Linked DNA regions of Homo sapiens: region 2 is linked to region 1. The links are chromatin contacts, found by Hi-C or POLR2A ChIA-PET in ENCODE. All regions are on one chromosome and are shown on one strand. Each heading gives the region's core, a stretch centred on a gene start or an enhancer-like site at or near the end of the contact. The rest is flanking DNA. Distances are from core to core; before and after follow the strand shown. Region 1 overlaps INPP5A (inositol polyphosphate-5-phosphatase A). Region 2 overlaps INPP5A (inositol polyphosphate-5-phosphatase A).

Region 1 (6,261 bases), core at 2,773-5,272:
GGCCGGGCACCTGCACCCTCGCCGTCGCCCTGGGCTGACCTCCCATCTCCTCCTTCTCTACCCAAGCGCCCGTGGCCTGAACAGGACTTGGTTTTTCAGGCCTTCATGCCTCAGCTTGAGGGGCTCTTTTTTCAAAGGGTTCCTCCGGGACGCCTCGCCTAGGCAAGCAGGGTTTTCCTCCTTCACGGGACAGCCCGCGTGCCCCCAGCCCTGTGACGCGCTCTTGGTGACTCACCAAGTGAGTCCCAAGCTCCCTTCCTGTCATACTGTGCTTTACCGTGACTGTGGCGTCACACTCAGGTGTGCTGGCCTTTGGCAGCAGCGTCTGGGGTGGGGACCATGGTGTCTTTTTTAATTTTTTTTTTTTTAAGATGGACACTCCATCACCCAGGCTGGAGTACAATGGCGTGATCTCACCTCACTGCGACCTCCGCCTCCCAGGTTCAAGCAGTTCTCCTGCCTCAGCCCCCTTAGTAGCTGGGATTACAGGCGTGCACCACCACACCCGGCTAAATTTTTTTTGTATTTTTAGTAGAGACAGGGTTTCACCGTATTGGCCAGGCTGGTCTTGAACTCCTGACCTTGTGATCTGCCCGCATTATAGGTGTGAGCCATCGTGCCCGGCCATGGTGTCTTTATTCGGGTTCTGCTCAAATGGGTGGAGGGGTGGGGTGGGGCCAATGCAGCTGGAAGGGAGTTGGAGGAGCTGTGGATCCGGTAGTCCCCGGACCGTGGTGGTGTTTGCGGCCACATATGCCATGCTCAGGAGGTCAGTGGGGCCAGGGGAAGGGGTGTTGAAGTCACCAAAGGCCAGGCCAGGCCTCTGCTGCCCGTTGCCGGTGGCCCGGGAGTCGACTCTGCTTCTGCCTCGCACCCGGCCTGGGGGTGTTCCGAGATCTGGTTGGCTTTTGTGTTTGCGCGTTTAACAGTGTTATTTACCCGGGATTTGAATAGCATGCAGTTCACCCAATGTGAGTGTATGGTTCACTGACTTTGAGAAAATATTTATGGTGTGTAACCATCACCGCACCCCAGTTTTGAGACACTTCCCTCCTCAGTCCCTGCTCCCGGCCCTGGGCCACAACTGCTTTCTGTCCCGCCAGTTTCGCCTGCGCCGAGGGCACTGTATCGTGAACCACAGGCTGTGTTGTTTTCATGCGTCTGGTTTCTTTGACTTAGCATAACGCAGCGTTTCAAGGTTTGTATTGATATGCTTTGCATATCAGCAGTTTATCTGGCTTTTTTTTTTTTTTTTTTTTTTTTGAGATAGGGTCTCACTTCCACCTAGGCTGGAGTGCGGTGGCGCAGTCACCACTCACCGAAGCCTCAAACTCCTGGACTCAAGCATTCTTCCTGCTTCAGCCTCCTGAGTAGCTGGGGCCACAGGCGCGGCCACCATGCCAGGCTTTTACAATTTTTTGTAGGTATGGGGTCTCGCTATGTTGCCCAGGCTGGTCTCGAATTCCTGGCCTCAAGTGATCCTCCCACCTTGGCCTCCCAAGGTGCTGGGATGACAGGTGTGAGCCACTGCGCCTGGGCTTGTCTTCCCTGTTTCATGGCTGAGCAGTGTCCCCTGAGTGGAGGCATACCTCGTTTCTCCAGTCGCCCACAGATGGACGTCGGGGCTATCGTGGCTAGTGTACTGTTTGTGAATATGCACGTGCCTGTGTGGACGAGGGTGTCACTGCTCTAGGGCTGGCCGAGTGGTCACTCTGTGGCTGTCTTTCCGGGAGCTGCTCAATTCTTCCCATAGTTGCTGCCCCATTCGTGCCCCGTCGAGTGGTGTGGAAGGACTCTAGCTCTTCTGCATCATGCCAGCACTTGGTGGCATTTGTCTTTTTAATTATGGCTGTGTGGTGGCATCTTGCGGTTTAACTTGCATTTCTGGTCCTACTTCCAAATAATAATTCCCCACAAGGATGGTTATCTTGCCGTGTTGGTAATGGCTTTGACAGCTGGATGACAGACGGTGTTGGCGGGCTGCCCTCTGCCCACCCCTCCAGGAGGGCCTGTGGGATGCGAGGCCTCTGCTACGAGGCTCCCGCTTGCCTGGCAGGTGGCAGGTGTGATGAGCATGGGGAGTGCAGGTGAAGCAGGAGCAGACAGGTGCGTGTCCTGGAGCTCTGCAGCTGCAGGGCGGGAGCCGGGGCTTCCGTGAGGCTCTGTGACACAGGTCGGGGCCACCCAGCCCAGCCTGGGTTCCTGCAGCCCCCACTCTCTGCCCCTGGTCTGAATGGTGGGGTTGGTGTGTCTCTGTTACAGGATTGGTGTGACGTCTGAGTCACTGTGCCTTAGAGTACGGAGTCAGCCTCAAATTATTAACCAGGCATTAGGGGATGGGGTCAGCCTCGAGTTACTAACCGGGCATTAGGGGATGGGGTCAGCCTCGAGTTACTAACCGGGCATTAGGGGATGGGGTCAGCCTCGAGTTACTAACCGGGCATTAGGGGATGGGGTCAGCCTCGAGTTACTAACCGGGCATTAGGGGATGGGGTCAGCCTCGAGTTACTAACCGGGCATTAGGGGATGGGGTCAGCCTCGAGTTACTAACCGGGCATTAGGGGATGGGGTCAGGCTCGAGTTACTAACCAGGCAGTAGAAGATGGGGTCAGTCTTGAGTTATTAGTATTTATCGGGGAGAGCAGAGAGAGCTTAGGAGACCACATTGCCACTGTTTAGGGTCAGAGTGGTCCCGCAGGTTAATTCACTTCACCCAGCCTCTCAGGGATGTAATGAGGCTGCTCGGGGGGCTGTCTCAGGCCTCTGGCCAGTAGTCCCTGTCCTCTCCAGCGACCGCTCTCTCCTGGGTGTCAGTGGTTTTTGGGAGTCCAGGTGCAGGTCTCAGCAGCAACTCTGAGGTTCTGCATAGCTAGTGCCACCTGTGACACTGCTGTCACTCCAAGGTGCACCTCACCACACCTGGAGCAGCGCCCGTGAGAGGAGGGAAGCGACACCCTTGGGCTGAGCTTTTCCGTGAACCGGCAGCTGTGTCCCTTGACGTGCTGAGAGGGCCTGGCTGTGAGCCGCATGGTACGAACCTTCTGAATGCAAGTGGCCAAGCCGGCATTCTGGCTGGGCTCGCTGGCCACAGGACGTCCACTGTAGGACAGCTGGGAGTGGGGGTGTCTGGCTATTTCACTATTAAAACAAGTGGAAACACTAGTTTGGTCCCGCCTGACCTCATGGAAGACGGTGGAGGTGGCAGCCGCCAGAGTGTGAGGGGCCATGGTCGCTGACCTCGCCTCCTGTTGTCTTAGATCCTTGGCACTGCAGGGGCGGTTCTGCCAGACATAGCTGTTGTCTCTTTGGCCACCAACTGGCCCCTATGGCGTTTGGCCTTCAGGGTGGTCATTGGGTGCGTGGCTCTCTAGGGTGGACCTGGCCATCCTTGGGTGACAGTGGGCCATGTGGTGGGGACTCTGCAGGCCACCTGGAAAGGGGTCCACCTGAAAGGGGCTGCACTGTGGTCCATTTGGGCCAGTGGCTTCAGTAGCCACACGCTGCTTGGTCCAGGTTCCTGCCTGAGCCCACTGAGCAGATGATGGGGATGAGGCCCAGAGTGCGAGCCTGGTGGGCAGCTGTGGAGCCTTATCCCTGAGCACCCTCCCTTGCCTACCTTTCAGGCTTCTGAGCGGCTGTCAGTTGCCACCTGCTGGCACTGTGAATGTTAGACTGCAGAGCTGAGTGGGGAGCCCCTTCCTGTGGTCCCTGGCACTCTGACCACATGGATGAGCCTGCGAGTGTGAAGCTGAGAACTGGGTTGACTGCCTGCTGCTTTGTTTCTTGCAAAGAGTGCCTTAGTTAGGGGACAGGCCAGCCCACCGTCATCTGCCTGCAGCGTCCCTCCAGGTGGTCGGGGGACACCGGGCTTCTGGGTCAGCAAGTGTTTGCCATACGCCTGGGTGCAAAGTGGACCAGCCACTGTGGGTCATGTGGGGGGATTTGGGTGGGACTCTCAGAGGAGCTGGTTCTCTTGAGAAAGACATCTGTCCAAGTAGCACACAGACTTGTGGGGACATATGACTTGCTTTAATTTTCTCCATCACCGTTACGGTTTTTCAGAGCTGTTGCAACTTCCTGTTTGCTGTAACGGCTGTGCCTCCCTCGCTGCTGCAGTGGGCAGTGTGTGCGTCGTACACAGGTGGAAGGTGGAGGCCTGGGCCCAGGCTGGAGGGACGTGGGGTGGGAATGGGCCTGACCAGCTAGGGAACAGAGGCAGGACCCAGGGGGACAGAGGCAGGACTGACCAAGACTGTCAGAAGAGCCAGCCGGGGTCTTCTCTGAATAGTCGGCTGCACGATTAAACTGGGTTCTGCTCGGGGAGTCCCTGGGGTTTGGAGCTCTGCCTGCCTTGCGGCCCAACCTGGCAGTACCCCCCACACAGGGGTCCAGGTGTCCTCTGATTCTGCTGTGCTGAGTCTGTTGGTGGAGCAGGAGGCCCAAGGACCAGGAGAGCTTCTGTGTGAGGCTGTGTCCTCCTGCATCCTTGTCTCCCATTCACTCGGGAGCATTTATGGGCGCATTCTCAGAGCCTTGGTGAAGTTGGAGTGGGATAGGGAGGGAGGATTGGTGGCGCCTTCTCAGAGCCTTGGTGGCATATTGAGTGGGATAGGGAGGGAGGATTGGTGAATGCCTTCTCAGAGCCTTGGTGGCATATTGAGTGGGATAGGGAGGGAGGATTGGTGAATGCCTTCTCAGAGCCTTGGTGGCATATTGAGTGGGATAGGGAGGGAGGATTGGTGAACGCCTTCTCAGAGCCTTGGTGGCATATTGAGTGGGATAGGGAGGGAGGACTGGTGAACACCTCCTCAGAGCCTTGGTGGCATATTGAGTGGGATAGGGAGGGAGGATTGGTGAACGCCTTCTCAGAGCCTTGGTGGCATATTGAGTAGGATAGGGAGGGAGGATTGGTGAATGCCTTCTCAGAGCCTTGGTGGCATATTGAGTGGGATAGGGAGGGAGGATTGGTGAACGCCTTCTCAGAGCCTTGGTGGAATATTGAGTAGGATAGGGAGGGAGGATTGGTGAATGCCTTCTCAGAGCCTTGGTGGCATATTGAGTGGGATAGGAAGGGAGGATTGGTGAACACCTTCTCAGAGCCTTGGTGGAATATTGAGTAGGATAGGGAGGGAGGATTGGTGAACGCCTTCTCAGAGCCTTGGTGGCATATTGGGTAGGATAGGGAGGGAGGATTGGTGAACGCCTTCTCAGAGCCTTGGGGGAATATTGGGTAGGATAGGGAGGGAGGACTGGTGAACGCCTTCTCAGAGCCTTGGTGGCATATTGAGTAGGACAGGGAGGGAGGACTGGTGAACGCCTTCTCAGAGCCTTGGTGGCATATTGGGTAGGATAGGGAGGGAGGATTGGTGAACGCCTTCTCAGAGCCTTGGTGGAATATTGGGTAGGATAGGGAGGGAGGATTGGTGAACGCCTTCTCAGAGCCTTGGTGTGGAATATTGGGTAGGATAGGGAGGGAGGATTGGTGAACGCCTTCTCAGAGCCTTGGTGGAATATTGAGTAGGACAGGGAGGGAGGACTGGTGAACGCCTTCTCAGAGCCTTGGTGGAATATTGGGTAGGATAGGGAGGGAGGATTGGTGAACGCCTTCTCAGAGCCTTGGTGGCATATTGGGTAGGATAGGGAGGGAGGATTGGTGAACGCCTTCTCAGAGCCTTGGTGGAATATTGGGTAGGATAGGGAGGGAGGATTGGTGAACGCCTTCTCAGAGCCTTGGTGGAATATTGGGTAGGATAGGGAGGGAGGATTGGTGAACGCCTTCTCAGAGCCTTGGTGGCATATTGAGTGGGATAGGGAGGGAGGACTGGTGAACGCCTTCTCAGAGCCTTGGTGGAATATTGAGTAGGATAGGGAGGGAGGACTGGTGAACGCCTTCTCAGAGCCTTGGTGGAATATTGAGTAGGATAGGGAGGGAGGACTGGTGAACACCTTCTCAGAGCCTTGGTGTGGAATATTGAGTGGGATAGGGAGGGAGGATTGGTGAACGCCTTCTCAGAGCCTTGATGTGGAATATTGAGTGGGATAGGGAGGGAGGATTGGTGAATGCCTTCTCAGAGCCTTGGTGTGGAATATTGAGTAGGATAGGGAGGGAGGATTGGTGAATGCCTTCTCAGAGCCTTGGTGTGGAATATTGAGTGGGATAGGGAGGGAGGATTGGTGAACGCCTTCTCAGAGCCTTGGTGTGGAATATTGAGTAGGATAGGGAGGGAGGATTGGTGAACGCCTTCTCAGAGCCTTGGTGGA
Region 2 (6,261 bases), core at 2,684-5,183, 42 kb after region 1:
AGTGCTCCCTGCCAGCCAGGGCCCAGGCAGTGCTTGGTGAGTGGGAGAGGGATGGCCCTGCTGCCCTGTCCTCCCAAACGGTGTTGTCTCATGGCCTTCAGAGAGCAGACAGACCAGAGGTGGCCTCGGACTCCAAGAGACGCTCCTGGCTTTCCACTCTCGCCCTGTGCAGACCAGCAGTGCGAGGGGTGTTGTGGGGTTAGGGGGTGACGCAGGTTATCCCATGCCAGGGAGCCCACAGCCTCCACCCAGGGCCACGCCTGGCGCCAGCACAGGGAGGTCACAGAGGAGGCTGGAGCAGGGCGTGGTGGGAGGGCACCGATGTGCAATGCCATGCCAGGCCTCGGGGAGCCCCTCGACGAGACCCATGGCTCCTGCACGGATGGTTTCACATTGTCAACACGGCTGGAAAAGGACACGGTCTACAAGTGGAGGCTCGAAGGTGGCTGAGAGTTATGGCACCTGGGCTTTCCAGAAGTTGGCTTGAAATAATTGGTCAAGGTATGTGGCTGGCGAGGGACGCCAGGGATGCGGCCTCCTGCAGTGGTCAGATGCCGTCCTGTGGGATGGGGCCTCCTGCAGTGGTCAGATGCCGTCCTGTGGGGAGGGACAGTGTGGCCTTCATCCGTGGTGACGCCGTCCTGTGTGGGGACTGACAGTATCGTCTCCGTCTGTGATGATGCCGTTCTGTGTGGGGAGGGACAGTGCGGCCTCCATGATGTCCCCCACACTGTCCGCGCTAGGAGTGCAGGTGGTTTCCAGCAGCTGTCTGCCGGCAGGGAGGCTGGGAAGTCAGGCTGGCTGTGTCCAACACCTCCTGGGGCACAGAGGAGTGTGGGGGAGACACTGTTGGAACACAGGTGTGGACATTGCGACACGTGTAAAGATGTCAGTGGGGCCTGCGTTCGAGGATGTTCCGACCACCATGCTGGTCGCACCCTCCAGCGATGGGTCCTCGGTGCAGTGATCTCAAGCGTCGCGTCTAGAATCACCGCACCCCGTTGCTTCCAGACAGCCTCGGTAGCGTTGAGTCCCCTCTTCCTCTTCCTGGATGTACACAGGGGCCACGTGCCGTCTTTGGAGGTCGTGAGTGTTTGAGTCTTTTCATCTCGGCCCCTGCTTTGCTCTTTCTGGCATTGCCATCTGAAAGAGTCTAGCCCACTTGTCTTTAGGGCAGCCTGCCGTGTGGGTCACTGTGGTCATTGCTCGCTCCGTGGTTAGCTGTGTCCTGTCCGTGGTTAGTTAGGTAGTTGGTTGCTCCATGGTTTTCACTTAGAGATTTTGGGCAGGAACATTACCAAGGTGAGCTTGGGCGCTTCTTGTGCCATCAGCTCTGGGGGCCCAGGCTGCTGTCACAGGGAAGGTGGCATCGCCCCACTCCCAGCTTGGCGGGAGGAGGCTCCTCATGTATGACGCCATTTGGGGATCTTCTGTGACTCCTCTATGGGTCCTTTGCCCGTTTTTCCATCAGTTTTGTTTTGTTTTGTATTTTCCCTTGACTTTTAAGAGTTCTTTCAATTGCAAGAAGATTAATTATCTGTGATATATATTGCAAATATTTTCAACCAGTTTGACATTTGTCTTTTGATTTTGCCATGCCAAAGTTTAAAAAAAGTTAGAGTTGACTCACTCTTTTTAAGGATTGTGTTTGGATTTTGAGTCATAGTTTATTTTTCCATATGAACTTTAGAATCACCTTGTCTGGTTTGGGCTGGGCGGGGCGGGCCGCTGGCAGGCTGTGGGACAGGCCAGGGCTATTTCTGCGCTCGCTTGGAGAGGACTGACAGCTCTATGGCGCCGAGTCATGGTCCCTGGAAACAAGAGAGGTCTTTTCATGGACTCAAAGCTTTTGTTCGTTTCCTTCAGGAATGTCTTAAAGTTTTTCTCTTACACAATGTTCACATATGCAAAAGGTCGTTTGTGAGGTTACCTTTTTCCTTGTTGCATTGGAAGCGGGCCTTCTCTTCCAGCAGGCCTTCCGCCTGGTTGTTGTTGGTGTCTGTGATGGCTGTTGTTTTGTCTGTTAATTTCAGGACCTCCTGCTTTCCTGGATTCTCCTGTTGTCTGTCCTTTTTCTGCCTGCTTCTCTGCCCCTCCAGGTGTGCTGTGACGCCATCTGCAGGTGCAGGGAGCTCAGATCTCCTTTCCCGGAGCTGCGCCTCTGCATGTGTTCCCTTTCGGGTCTCATTCCCTCCCCCGATATGTCAGGTGAAATGGCACTGGGCGTAACGGGCGCCCTTGCTGTGTTTCCTTGTCCGAGGGAATGACTGGGTTTGCCCAGGAGGAAAGAGCCGGCTCTGGGATGAGGTGTCAGCGTGTGTGGGGTGGGATGTTTCGAATCCACGTCTCATGTGGTATTCAGCGTGGTATTCAGCGTTGTTGCTATTAAACAAGAAATAATAACAGTGAAAAGACAAAGCGTTTCACTTATAAGGCTAGAGTATAGAACTGTGCCATAAATGAGGGAATTACGGAAGGATTATATAAATCCAAAAATTATTGAATAAAATACAGAAAAAAACCCCAGAAAGACAGCAAATTAAGGAAATGGCAACAGTTTGAAAACATAAATGAAGCACACATTTGGTAAAGCTACCTGAGAGAGGGAGGGGCAGGTTGACTGCATAGTAGTGTGAGGAACAGGAGGATTCATACAGTTTAACAATCCATTGTAAGATAGTTTGTTAACTATTCGGGGAAAGGTTTAAATTGGGGTCTTACTATAGACATTATACCAAAACAAAATCTAAGTGGGGCAAAAATGTTTGTTTGTTTGTTTGTTTGTTTGTTTGAAATGGAGTCTTGCTCTGTGGCCCAGGCTGGAGTGCAGTGGCACGACCTCAGCTCACTGCAGCCTCCGCCTCCCGGGTTCAAGTGATTCTCCTGCCTCAGCCTCCCAAGTAGCTGGGACTACAGGCGGGCGCCACCACACCCAGCTATTTTTAGTAGAGATGGGGTTTTGTGATGTTGGCCAGGCTGGTCACAAACTCCTGATCTCAGGTGATCCGCCCGCCTTGGCTTCCCAAAGTGCTCGGATCACAGGCGTGAGCCACCGTGTCCGGCCAAAAATGTTTAAAATAATATTAATTTTATTTTCTGATACAGGCATGTATAGTCCTAATCTGAGGCACACGCAGGACTTTCTGTGCTGTGTAACAGGTGGCCACGGATGTCGTGGCTTAAAATAACACCAGTTTGTTGTTTCATGCTTCTGTAGGGTGGAGTCAGGGCTCAGCCTGCTGGGTCCTTTGCTCAGGTCTCACGCGGCTGCAGTCAGGTTGCCTGTTCTCAGTGGGCTGTGTTCTCATCTGGAGGCCCAACTAGGCAGGGCCTGCTCTCAGACTGCCTCAGGTGCTTGGCAGATATCATTTCCCTGTGGTTGTAGGACTCACAGCTTCTTGTGCCAGAGCCTATCGGGGAGAGACTGCCCTCTGCTTACAGCCTCAGACCTTTAGACTCACTCTGAAGTGGCTCTTCGATAAGATGAGACCCACCCAGGATTATCTCCCTTTTGATTAACCTAAGATCAGCTGGAGATGGAGCTTCATTATGTCTGCCTGACACTTTCACCTTTGCCTCAGCCTATGCATGGGCGCGCCGTCTTCCCCGGTTCATAGGTCCCACCTGCACTGAGGACGGGGATTACACTGGATGTGAATGCCGGGGCGTGGGGAGCCCTGCGGGCCTGCTGGGATCCTGCATTACAATTTTATGACAAATGGTTGTTGACTTTAATTGAAGAACTTTTCAGTAAACTTAAAAAAAATTAACCTTCATTTATTACTTCTCCATCATTCTTCCTTTCCTATGTACATCCGGAATTTTGAGTTGTGTCATATTCTCCTTCCTGAAGAACTTTTTCAACATGACTTACAGGGCATGTCTACTTTTTTGTGTGAGAAAGTTTATTTTTCTTTCACTTTCGAAGGATGATTTTGCTGTACACATGACTGGGGTCGGGGGGTAGTCCCTCCAGTCTCTTCTTGCTGGTGTGGTTTCTGTTGACAAGTTCACTCTAATTCTTGTCCTTGTTCCTCTATAGCTAAGATGTATTTTTTTCTTGCTTCTTTCAAGATTTTCTTTATTTGTGATTTTCTACAATTGGGATATGATCTGCCTAGGTATAGATTTTTTGGTATTTATTCTGCTTGATGTTCTCTGGGCTTCGTGGATCTGTGGTTTGGTGTCTGGCACTAATTTTGGAAATTTTCAAAGCTCTTATATGTTGCAACTGTAACTGGAATTCTTTAAGTTTGCCAGGAACTATAAAGATAATCATTAGACTTTTTTAGATCTGTTGGTGTGATCAGTTGTATTAGCAGTTTTCCTAACAGTGAATCATCCATGTCTGTATGTATAGAATAGTCACTCGCTTGCTTACTATGTGTGAAGTTTTTAACGTGCTGCTGGATCTTTGGGGTGTGTGTCGTGGCACACACATGAGTGCACACATGAGGCTGGTTTGAAGGTTTCCCTTTTGCACATACGCTGTCTTCATCCTGTTTATATGCCAATGTTATGTTTGTCTCATAATAGGAACTTAGAACTTTCCTTCTTGTGCTGTGATCTAGAGCTGTGCTGTGTAGTAATGTAGCCTCTAACCGCGTGTGATTATTAAAATTTAAGTGAACTAAAATTACATGCAATAAAAAAACTGTTCAGTCACCAGTAGCCTCATTTAAAGGACAGACGTGGCTAGTGCAGGTCTAGAACGTGTCCATCACTGCGGAACGTACTGAGACTTCCTGCGTCGGTGGAAACATTCCGTCATCTACACCGGCCAGTCCTGTAGCAACGGCCTAGGTGGTTTTTGAACGTGTGTGTGTAGGTGTGCCCACACGCATAGGCATGTGGTGAGTGTGTGGGGTGCGTTTGCATGCCTGTGCACGGGTGGTGTGTGGTGCATGCGTGTGTAGGTGTGCCCACATGCACATGCATAGGTGTGTGGTATGTGAGTGTGTGGGGTGCGTTTGTGTGCCTGTGCATGGGTGGTGTGTGGTGCATGCATGTGTGTGGGGTGCATATGTGTGGCGTGGTGGGTGTGTGTGTGCCTGCACGTGTGTGGCATGTGTGTTTGGGTGGTTGTCTTTGCTGGCCCAGTTGTAGCAGCTCTTCCTGAGGTGGGGACCTCTGCCCCACAGCTGCCTGCCTGGAGCTCTCTGGTAGGCGGTCCCCCTGCCAGCCCTGCAGGCTGTATGAGGTTCTCCATGGTTCTCCCCGTCTGCCATTTGCCCTTTGTTATTGCTCTTAGTGACAGGCAGTTATTTAACATTCTGGCCAAAGTGGCTTTCGTTGTTTTCTTCTTCCTAAAGCCTTTAAAATTAAGAGTTAAAAAATAGGAAAGTAATGCGTGATGATTATAGGCATGTTAAAAATAAAGAAGAGAAAAAGAAATACCTCTGCCTCAAATACCCACTCCAACCTTTGGGCGTTTTTTTCTGTCTTTTTCCCTTTTCCTATTGAGAATACCATTGGGAGTGCTGACAGCGCTCGGCATGAGGGGCTCCTGTGACGTGCTGGCACCCTTTCTGGAGTCCCCGCGGACCCTCAGGGGCCAGCTGTGCCTTTGCATTGGCCACAGCGAGGAAGGGGGCCAGGGCATGCAGTTTCTGCAGGGCCACGTCTGCAGGTGGCCATGTGGGCTGCTCGCGCCGGTGGGGGCTTGTGTGAGGTGTGATTTATTTTGTGTTCAATCCATTTTTTTAGAGTATAAGTGTCTTCCATGTCTATGTGCTCATTGTAAATCTTTACTTTGATAACATATACCTAATACTTGTTATTTTAACCACTGGTAACTGTGTAGTTCACTGCCGTCCTCACCTACATTGTGGTGTTTGTTGGTGAGTGTGTAGCTCACTGCCTTTCTTACCCACATTGCGGTGTTTGTTGGTGAGTGTCTGGCTCACTGCCTTTCTTACCTACATTCCAGTGTTTGTTGGTGAGTGTGTAGTTCAGTGCCTTCCTTACCTACATTGGGGTGTTTGTCACTGGCACCCTGTCTATCTCCACGTCATGTTTTATCCAATAAATTTGTTTTTGATTCCTCCCTCTTCTTTCCTTCCGTGGACGCCCTGTGTAACTTTCTTTATTGAGGTGCCTTCTGTAATATTTTTCTGCAGTATTCTAATTGTAATTCTCTTATAAATGATGCTATTATGAACTTCTTTGTTGACAGAGCATTTTTGCTCTTTAGAATTACTTTTTTAAGGACTGACTCCCAGAAATAGAGTTCCACATTTGAAAGTAATGAGTTTTTTTTTT

The links. A loop is a pair of places that touch in the nucleus more often than their neighbours do. ChIA-PET counts read pairs that join two places held with the same protein, here RNA polymerase II (POLR2A). Pooled maps may share reads with other maps.
Region 2: a loop to region 1 is called in a pooled map, with 5 times the contacts of the local background. The contact joins two enhancer-like sites. A Hi-C loop is called at or near these places in 5 of 168 maps with a recorded cell type or tissue (B cell, chondrocyte, gastrocnemius medialis and 2 more), 3 of 37 single-sample maps with no recorded cell type and 10 of 50 pooled maps. POLR2A ChIA-PET finds 5 or more read pairs at or near these places in 6 of 52 experiments (B cell, Panc1, WTC11 and 2 more).

Annotation. Positions count from the first base shown.
Region 1 is chr10:132,547,554-132,553,814 of GRCh38, forward strand. The region is part of intron 1 of INPP5A (inositol polyphosphate-5-phosphatase A); the gene reads left to right. Among named protein-coding and RNA genes, the nearest start is that of INPP5A, 13 kb to the left of the region's middle. RefSeq lists enhancers at 2,555-3,297, 3,298-4,038. Within about 2 kb of position 4,023, at least 7 of the 41 ENCODE cell types and tissues checked have a DNase peak (open chromatin) inside an H3K27ac peak, as active enhancers do; they include B cell and natural killer cell, where a contact is called at or near this core.
Region 2 is chr10:132,589,643-132,595,903 of GRCh38, forward strand. The region is part of intron 1 of INPP5A (inositol polyphosphate-5-phosphatase A); the gene reads left to right. Among named protein-coding and RNA genes, the nearest start is that of INPP5A, 55 kb to the left of the region's middle. RefSeq lists enhancers at 3,325-3,404, 3,784-3,863. Within about 2 kb of position 3,934, at least 7 of the 41 ENCODE cell types and tissues checked have a DNase peak (open chromatin) inside an H3K27ac peak, as active enhancers do; they include B cell and natural killer cell, where a contact is called at or near this core.